Linked DNA regions of Homo sapiens: region 2 is linked to region 1. Evidence: read pairs that join two places in POLR2A ChIA-PET (ENCODE). Cell type or tissue: GM12878. All regions are shown on one strand.

Region 1 (4,000 bases):
TATCAAGAAGAAAAGTAAACATCACCCAAGGACTTTACCTCCTCTTCTGGGGAAGGGGTTACTGCATTGCCAATTGTATGCAAGATAGTTTTATCATGGTAGATGGAATTATTACCTTGTTATTTTCTTTATTTGGATATGAAGTATGCTTTAAGGAGGTGCATATGGGTGCCAAATTGACAAGGGGTGAACTTGGGATGTTAATTTTATGTGTTACCTTGACTGGGTCACAGGGTGCCCAGATATTTCATTAAACATTATTCTGGGTGTGTTCATGAGCAATTTTCTGGGTGAGATTAGCATTTGAATCAGTAGACTGAGTAAAACAGATTGACCTTCCCAATGTGGGTGGGTCTTATGGAAACTTTGAATGGTTTGAATAGAATAATAAGGTAGTGTGAGGGAGACTTCACTCTCTCTTCCTGACTATCATTGAGCTGGGATATCAGACTTCTCCTGCCTTAGAACTTGGACTCAGACTGGAACTTAGGCCATCAGCTCTTCTGATTCTCAGACCTTCCAACCTGGACTGGAACTATGCCATCTGTTCTCCTGGGTGTCCAGCTTGCTGACTATAGATCTTGAGACTTCTGAGCCTCCACAGAATTTCTTATAATCAATATATAAGAACCTGAGAGGTTCTGTTTCTCTGGAGAATCCAAAAGAATACAGTAAGAAATACAATAAATAAATGAATTATTAACATTCCCTGTAGCTAAAATATAACACAGGAATTAGGATATGGTAAGTGTCTGAGTCCATTTTCTGTTGCTTATAACAGAATATCTGAAACTGGGTAATTTTTAAAGAAAAGGAATTTGTTTCTTACAGTTATGGAAGCTGGGAAACCCAATGTCAAGATGCTACATCTAGTGAGAACCTTCCTGCTGGTAGGGACTCTCTGAAGAGTCCCAAGGCTGTGCAGGGAATCAAATGGGTAGGGAACTGAGCATGCTAGCTCATATCGCTCTGCCTTTTTTTTTTTTTTTATAAAGCCACCAGTCTCATTCCTGTGAGAGCTCATTAATCTATTAACCTATTAATTCATTAATCCATTAATGGACTAATGCACTCATGAGGGCAAAGCCCTCGTGACCCAATTCCCTCTTAAAAGCCCCCTGTCAGCACTGCCACATTGGGGATTAAATTTCCACATGAATTTTGGAAAGGACAAATATTCAGCCTAAAACAGTAGCTAAAAATATAGCAATAATAATAATAATAACAAGAATTAAATGTATTATTCTCTAATTATACACAAGATACTCTATCAAACTCTTTAAATGGACCATTTCATTTAATCCTCATAACACTATGTAATAGGTAGTACCTTTACAGAGAAGGTCACTGAAGTTCAGAGAGATTAACTAACTTATTAGGGTGACATTATTATAAACTTTAAAAAAAAATTTTCCCAAATAGAAATATCTTTCTTTATTATTTCTGTTATTTCAAATCAATCAACTAATCAACTGAGCAACAAGAATACACTGAGCTTGGTGTTATCTGCCCCAGGTGATTTCCTGTAAGGAAATGAAGCCACAGACAAAGTGCACAAATATCTTCCTGGCTTCAAGAAACATTAGATCAACTACTCTCAAAAACACATGATGCCTTCGGACAACCCTTCTATTTTTTACTTCTGTAACCAGTTATTTGCAAAAGAAAAAGTAAACTAGAAGAGCTGAATAATTACTAATTACAAACAACTATACATAAGGAAAAAATGAGTTTAAACAAAGCATTTTAAACCATGTAGTCCATTTTTTAAATGTGGAGTTCATGTTATTAGTAACGTGGGGATTACGTTTTACTCTAAAGGCTAATAAGTCTGTCCCTGGTAGACTTAATTAAAAGCACAAAAACAAAAACAGAACCTCTTTTTCTCCCTTTACATAGCTACCTAGGTCAGAGGTTGGAAAATTGTTTTTGTAAAAGTCCAGATAGTTAATATTTTAGGCTTTTGGGCCATGGAGTCTCTGTTGCAACTGCTCACCTCTGCCATTGTAGCATGAAGTCTACCACAGAAAGTAAGTAAATGAGTGAGTGTGGCTGTGCTATAATAAAACTGCCTTTGTAAAACCAGGTGGTAGATTAAATTTGGCCTGAGGGTTATAATTTACCCAATCCCTGATTTAGTCTAAGGTACCTCATTCCAAGATTAGAAAACATAAACAGAGAAGGACCAGTCTTTCCTCATTCTGATGGAAATTACTTATTGATGAAGTCTAAACTGTTGAATACTAACACTCATAGTGAAGAGTAAGTTGAGAAAGAGTAGAGGGAGCAATAATTACAAGATGATGCCTCAACTGGAGCGTATTATAAATAACAACTACAATACAGCCTAAGAAAATAATAAGAAAAGTTACCCTTTAAGACAGGAATCCATCATTTTACTCAATGTCATCTTTTATCAGCAGACTCTCAAACATTATTGGTTCTTTCACATAAATTCCACTTATCTACATATATCAATCTGCTCTAGAGCAAAGCAGGCTTGTTACTTGTTGCTTTCCCCACCATTATGGCAACTTGTGTGCTGAGACAGATAATGCCAATCAGAAAATATCCACAAATTAATTTTTAGATTATTTTTAATTATTCACCCAATTCCTAAGCAAGCTAATTTATTCAAAAGAAAATGTCCATAGTTGAGTTTCAAGTCAAAACAAATTGTCTTGGGGGATCTGTAGTGAAAATCTATGAGATTGTCTTCCCAGAACCAATTTCTGAGAATCAACTTTCACCCATCTATGTGGTTCCCGTGGTACTGATAATCCCACCCCTCAAGCCACTATTAAGTGGTTCTGTATTCATTTGCTAGGGTCATTGCAACAAAGTCTCAAAAGCTGAATGGTTTAAATAGAAATTTGGGTCTCACAGTTTCTAGCGGCTAAAGGAAGGTGTCAGCAAGGTTAGTTCCCTCTGAGTGCTTTGAGGGAGAATCTGTTTCATGTCTCTCTCCTAGTTTTTAGTGGTTTGCTGACAACTTCGGCACTCTTTGCCTTGTAGAAGTTTCATCCAATCTCCACCTTCACGTTCACATGGTGCTCTCCCTGTATACCTGTCTATATCTGTATCCAAATTGTCCTTTTTTACAAACTCATAGTTTTATTGGATTAGGAACCACTCTAATGAACCATCTTAACTTGATAATCTACAAAGACCCAATTTCTTTTTTTTGATATTTTATTTTATTATTTTATGTTTCTGGGATACATGTGCAGGATGTACAGGTTTGTTACATAGGTAAACTTGTGCTATGGTGGTTTGCTGCACCTATCAACCCATCACCTAGGTATTAAGCCCCCCATGCATTAGCTATTTATCCTGATGCTCTCCCTCACCACCTGCTCCCCACCACGACAGGCCCCAGTGTGTGTTGTTCCCCTCCCTGTGTGCATGTGTTCTCACTGTTCAGCTCAAAGACCCAAATTCTTTTTTTTCTTTTTAAATTATACTTCAAGTATATGTGCACAACGTGCAGGTTTGTTACATAGGTATACATGTGCCATGTTGGTTTGCTGCACCCATCAACTCGTCATTTACATTAGGAATTTCTCCTAATGCTATCCCTCCCCCAGCCCCCCATCCTCTGAAAGGCCCTGGTGTGTGATGTTCCCTGCCCTGTGTCCGAGTGTTCTCATTGTTCAGTTCCCACCTATGAGTGAGAACATGCGGTGTTTGGTTTTCTGTCCTTGTGATAGTTTGCTGAGAATGATGGTTGCCAGCTTCATCCATGTCCCTGCAAAGGACATGAACTCATCCTTTTTTATGGCTGCATAGTATTCCATGGTGTATATGTGCCACATTTTCTTAATCAAGTCTACCATTGGTGGACTTTTGGGTTGGTTCCAAGTCTTTGCTATTGTGAATAGTGCCGCAATAAACATATGTGTGCGTGTGTCTTTATATTAGCATGATTTATAATCCTTTGGGTATATACTCAGTAATGGGATCACTGGCAAAGACCCAATTTGTAAGAAAGATCACATTC
Region 2 (4,000 bases), 71 kb after region 1:
TCTGTGTAATATATGGATGAGATATTCTCTATAGAAAGAGATGAAAAGGGCTATGAATAGTTTTAAAGGGCTATGAATACCCTAAAATACAGTGACTTACATAACCTTTTTACCAGTTAGAAATGTAACACTATATAATGTTTGGAAAATAGGACAATGTAAAGTGAAACAAATCACTCATAATCCTCCGTCTGAGAAATAGCTAGTTTTAACACTTTAATGGTTTTTATCTTTTGAAAAACTTACCTATTAACATCCTTCAGATAATGTAGGTATAATTATGTGCTTTTTAGAAACTTTGTATTATTTTCTCATGTCATTAAATTTTTTCATTAACAACATTTTAATAATGTTGTATCCTATGGCTAGTCCCTTGTTATTGGATGTTTTGATTTTAATTCTTTTCTGTTAAATAATCTTCCAGTGAGCATCTTTATTTGCATATGTTTGTCTTCATTTATGATTGTTTCTCTGTATTTACTGTATTTAAAGGATTTTGGTAGTTTGTGGTCTTATGACTAAAATTTTCTTCCAGTCTCCTTTCTCTGAGGCTGGTCAGATTTTGGGGAGTCTGTCTTTTCTTGCTGTGTCTATAGTATGTCCCACTCATTTCCAGGTCTCTGCTTTACTTTTCCAAATTTCCATAGCACTTTTAAGAATTCATATTTTGTTGTTCACATGTTTGACACTTCCGTGACATGTTCAGTTTGGGAGCAGGAACTGTGCATCTTTCTGTCACTCACCCTTGGCACAATGCCCTGTTTATACCTGTGAGGTTGTTAATGATTCTTGAATGAGCCTCTTGTGTCTGGTCTTGAGCTTGAATCCACTGACACTGGACTTCTGCATCTTATAGAAACTGTAGTGTGCTTGGGGTGAGAATTTATCACAGATACTGTTTCTTTTAAATTTGAGCTGAATGATATGTCAGGTAAATGACACAAAGATTGGAAATATTTTCTTATAACTATGTTATATAAATTTAATTTTTTGTGAAACAAGAATTTTACTATCCCTGCTTCTAAAGAGCAGGATAGACTTTACTAAATAGAATAGAATACTAAGAAGCAGCCAATGGAAATGGGTATTACTATTTAAAAATGCCAGTGAGTAGATGTTTTTGTAAAATGTTGCTTAATAGATTAATGTATCTATCTTTTTTTTTAATAGAGGAGAAAACTTCAGAAGTTTGACATCTAAACTTAAATACAACTACAGCTAAAGAGTTAGTCCAAAAAAGTTAAGTTTCAGTATTGTAAACGAGGTAAAACTAGGGAAATTTAAAGGTGTCTTGGCAGGCTCTTTCTGTGACATCATATATGAATTTTTTTCTTTTTTTTAATTCTCATTTCAAGTAGAAAATTTCAGATTTGAGATAAATATTTTCTTTTAAAAAATATTTATATGATTGCTAGGGTAGACCGTAACAACTGTGACCTGCTGAGAGGAGAGACTGTTATGTAGAGCTTTAAGTCAGCCTTGCTCAGTGTGTCTGGTGTTCCTTCTTGGTTTCCTTTTTTGTGCAGTGATTCATCAGGTGCTGTATGCTTCCAGAACCAGTGTAAGTGTGTGCACATGTCCCATTCCTGGTCTGTGATCTCTTCTATAATGAATAGGGGTATATTGTTTCCAGCTATTCTTATACAAGTAAAGAAGAAAAGCGTTCTAGAATCTGCTGTCAAACCTTCAGACTTCAGTAGTTTTGCTACCATTGTATCCTATTCTTATAATTCTTTTCTTTTTTTTTTTTTGAAACAGCATCTTGCTCTTGTCGCCCAGGCTGGAGTGCAATGGCACGATCATGGCTCACTGCAGACTCGATCTCTCTGGGCTTAGGTGATCCTCCCACCTTAGCCTCCCGGGTAGCTGGGACTATAGGCATGTGCCACCATGCTCGGCTAATTTTTGTACTTTTTGTAGAGATAGGGTTTCGCCATGTTGCCCAGGCTGGTCTCAAACTCCTGGGCTCAAGCAATTCCCCTTCCTCGGCCTCACAAAGTGCTGGGATTACAGGCGTGAGCCACTGCGCCTGGCCAGTTCTTAGAATTCTTGATGGTGATCTCTGGCCTTCTGTCACAATTACATTTGGAGGGTTTTCTAAGTTGTGCTGAGCTCTGTTTGTACTTCTGCACACAGCCTAGGTAGCAAGCCAGGCTATCAGTTTTTCATAATGTTGGACTTGCTCCTCCTGTCTCCCTTCCTGAAGTATACCTGTGGCCCTAGATTTAAATTAAATGTTTCCACAAGTGGGAACTGTATTGGTTGAAGGCCTTATTTCCGAGTGGAGGGAAAGCTCTTTTGAGCAGATTCTTTGGCCATGCCCCTTCAATGTATTTGATACCAGGTAACCCCCCCATAAGCAGATACCCTAAGGAGTTGAAAGGAGGAAACTTTGAGTGGTTTGGGGGATGTTGAGAGATTATAGTTTAATCTAGATCTGCACATGCACAGAAGGAGTTTGAGGTTGTCATTAAAAGTCATAGATTATAGTGGCATTGGGGATTTTTTAAAATTAAGGTGACAGCTGTAAGTGGGATATGAGAGGGAGAGAGAATAGGACAGATTATGTAGTTGAATATAACTTTTTTATATCTAGTTAGTAGATACACATCTTTCTCTATATATATGTATTTGAACATTCAGTGCAAGTGTTTCTTTTGGCTACTCAAGTAATAATTACTTAGAATAGTTATGGGTATAAAAGGACGAAATGTATCAAATTAATTGTACCATGACATTCCTCTAATTTTGAGGTCAGTGGAAACCAGTCTTCTTGTCCTGGAATGTAACTTAGTGGACTAATCGCTATCTGGAATGCTACTGGAATGGGGAGGAATCAAAGAGAAAGCAGAAATAGAAGAAGAATGGAGAGAGGTGTAGGATAATTTTTCTCCCAGCCTAAGGCTATTATTTATCCAGTTTCCTGAACCATGTAAAACAAAGTAGAGAACCAGGAAATTGGCAGAAAAGCCCTCTAAGCCGCCAGAAGTTCATGAATCAAGACTCTCAGCACCTTACTCCACTTTAGGTGTTTACTTGCTGTATTTATTCATATTTTAAATACATTTTGATAACTGGTTTGCCAGCACACTGCAGATGAAAGAGAGCAAATTTCAGAAACTAGAAAGACTGTTTAGAATCAAGCACAAGTATCATAGGAACTAATTGAAAATTTACATTTTAGTGATGGAAAAGGAAGGTTTTTAAAGTAAAAAATAAGAATTCACAAAACTTAATAGGCATGGACAATTTGGTTAAAAAGCAACGGCTGTGTGCTGCTCTTCCTATCTGGAATGTCCTCATCCAAACTAGTCATTTTTTTAGGACTCATTATGAAGCTCCTTCATGAAGTTCTTCTGTCCTGTCCAGAAAGTTAGGTGCTTATCATTTAGATTATTCATTAAGTTAGTACTTAATAAATGAATGTGTCCAGTTAAACTCTGAGCCTTCTATACTGCTCCATTCCTCCTGTCACAATGGTTACTTCGTATCATAGCAGGAGTTCTTCCTGTGTTAAAGACATGCCCAACCTTTTCATTGTTTATGCCTTTGTAAATCATACTCCCCTTGCCTAAATATTACAAAATAGGACTCTTCATTCAAGACTCACTTTAAAAGTCAGTTCTTTGATAAGGCATTGCTGCAGCTTCCCTAGGCACAGTCATTTCCTTGTCTGTGTTGCCATCACTTCATATTCAGTATTTACTTAATTCTGAAATAACAGTTAGAAAATAAATTATTGGCTTAATACTAGTTGTAGGGAGTAAAATGAAAAATTAAGTATACATTCAGAAATACTTTACTGACAGAAGCATACAGTACATCCTCAGTGTGGCCAATAGGTTCTTGGACACTGCAACATTAAGTGAAATGATGTGTAACGAAACCAATTTTACCATAGACTAGTCGATATAAACAAGAGTTAAGTTCTTATGGCATATTTCTGGTCACAAAAACATTACCAAATATCTGATATTAAACATTGAAATAAGTAATTCCA

Evidence for each region. Peaks named below come from ENCODE experiments on the same cell type or tissue, not always from the same donor. Only the 100,000 strongest peaks of a DNase experiment are listed, where the experiment ranks them.
Region 2: POLR2A ChIA-PET joins it to region 1 with 5 read pairs; 22 of 35 experiments call an interaction of 5 or more read pairs at or near these places.

What each region holds. Positions count from the first base shown.
Region 1 is chr12:89,764,167-89,768,166 of GRCh38, reverse strand. The region is part of intron 2 of LOC107984543 (a long non-coding RNA gene); the gene reads right to left. Among named protein-coding and RNA genes, the nearest start is that of ATP2B1-AS1, 57 kb to the right of the region's middle. RefSeq lists a silencer at 2,012-2,071. In GM12878, no CTCF peak of the experiment used is centred here; a DNase peak (open chromatin) is centred at 2,055; H3K27ac peaks cover 1,301 bases.
Region 2 is chr12:89,692,810-89,696,809 of GRCh38, reverse strand. The region is part of intron 1 of ATP2B1 (ATPase plasma membrane Ca2+ transporting 1); the gene reads left to right. Among named protein-coding and RNA genes, the nearest start is that of ATP2B1, 14 kb to the left of the region's middle. In GM12878, no CTCF peak of the experiment used is centred here; no DNase peak of the experiment used is centred here.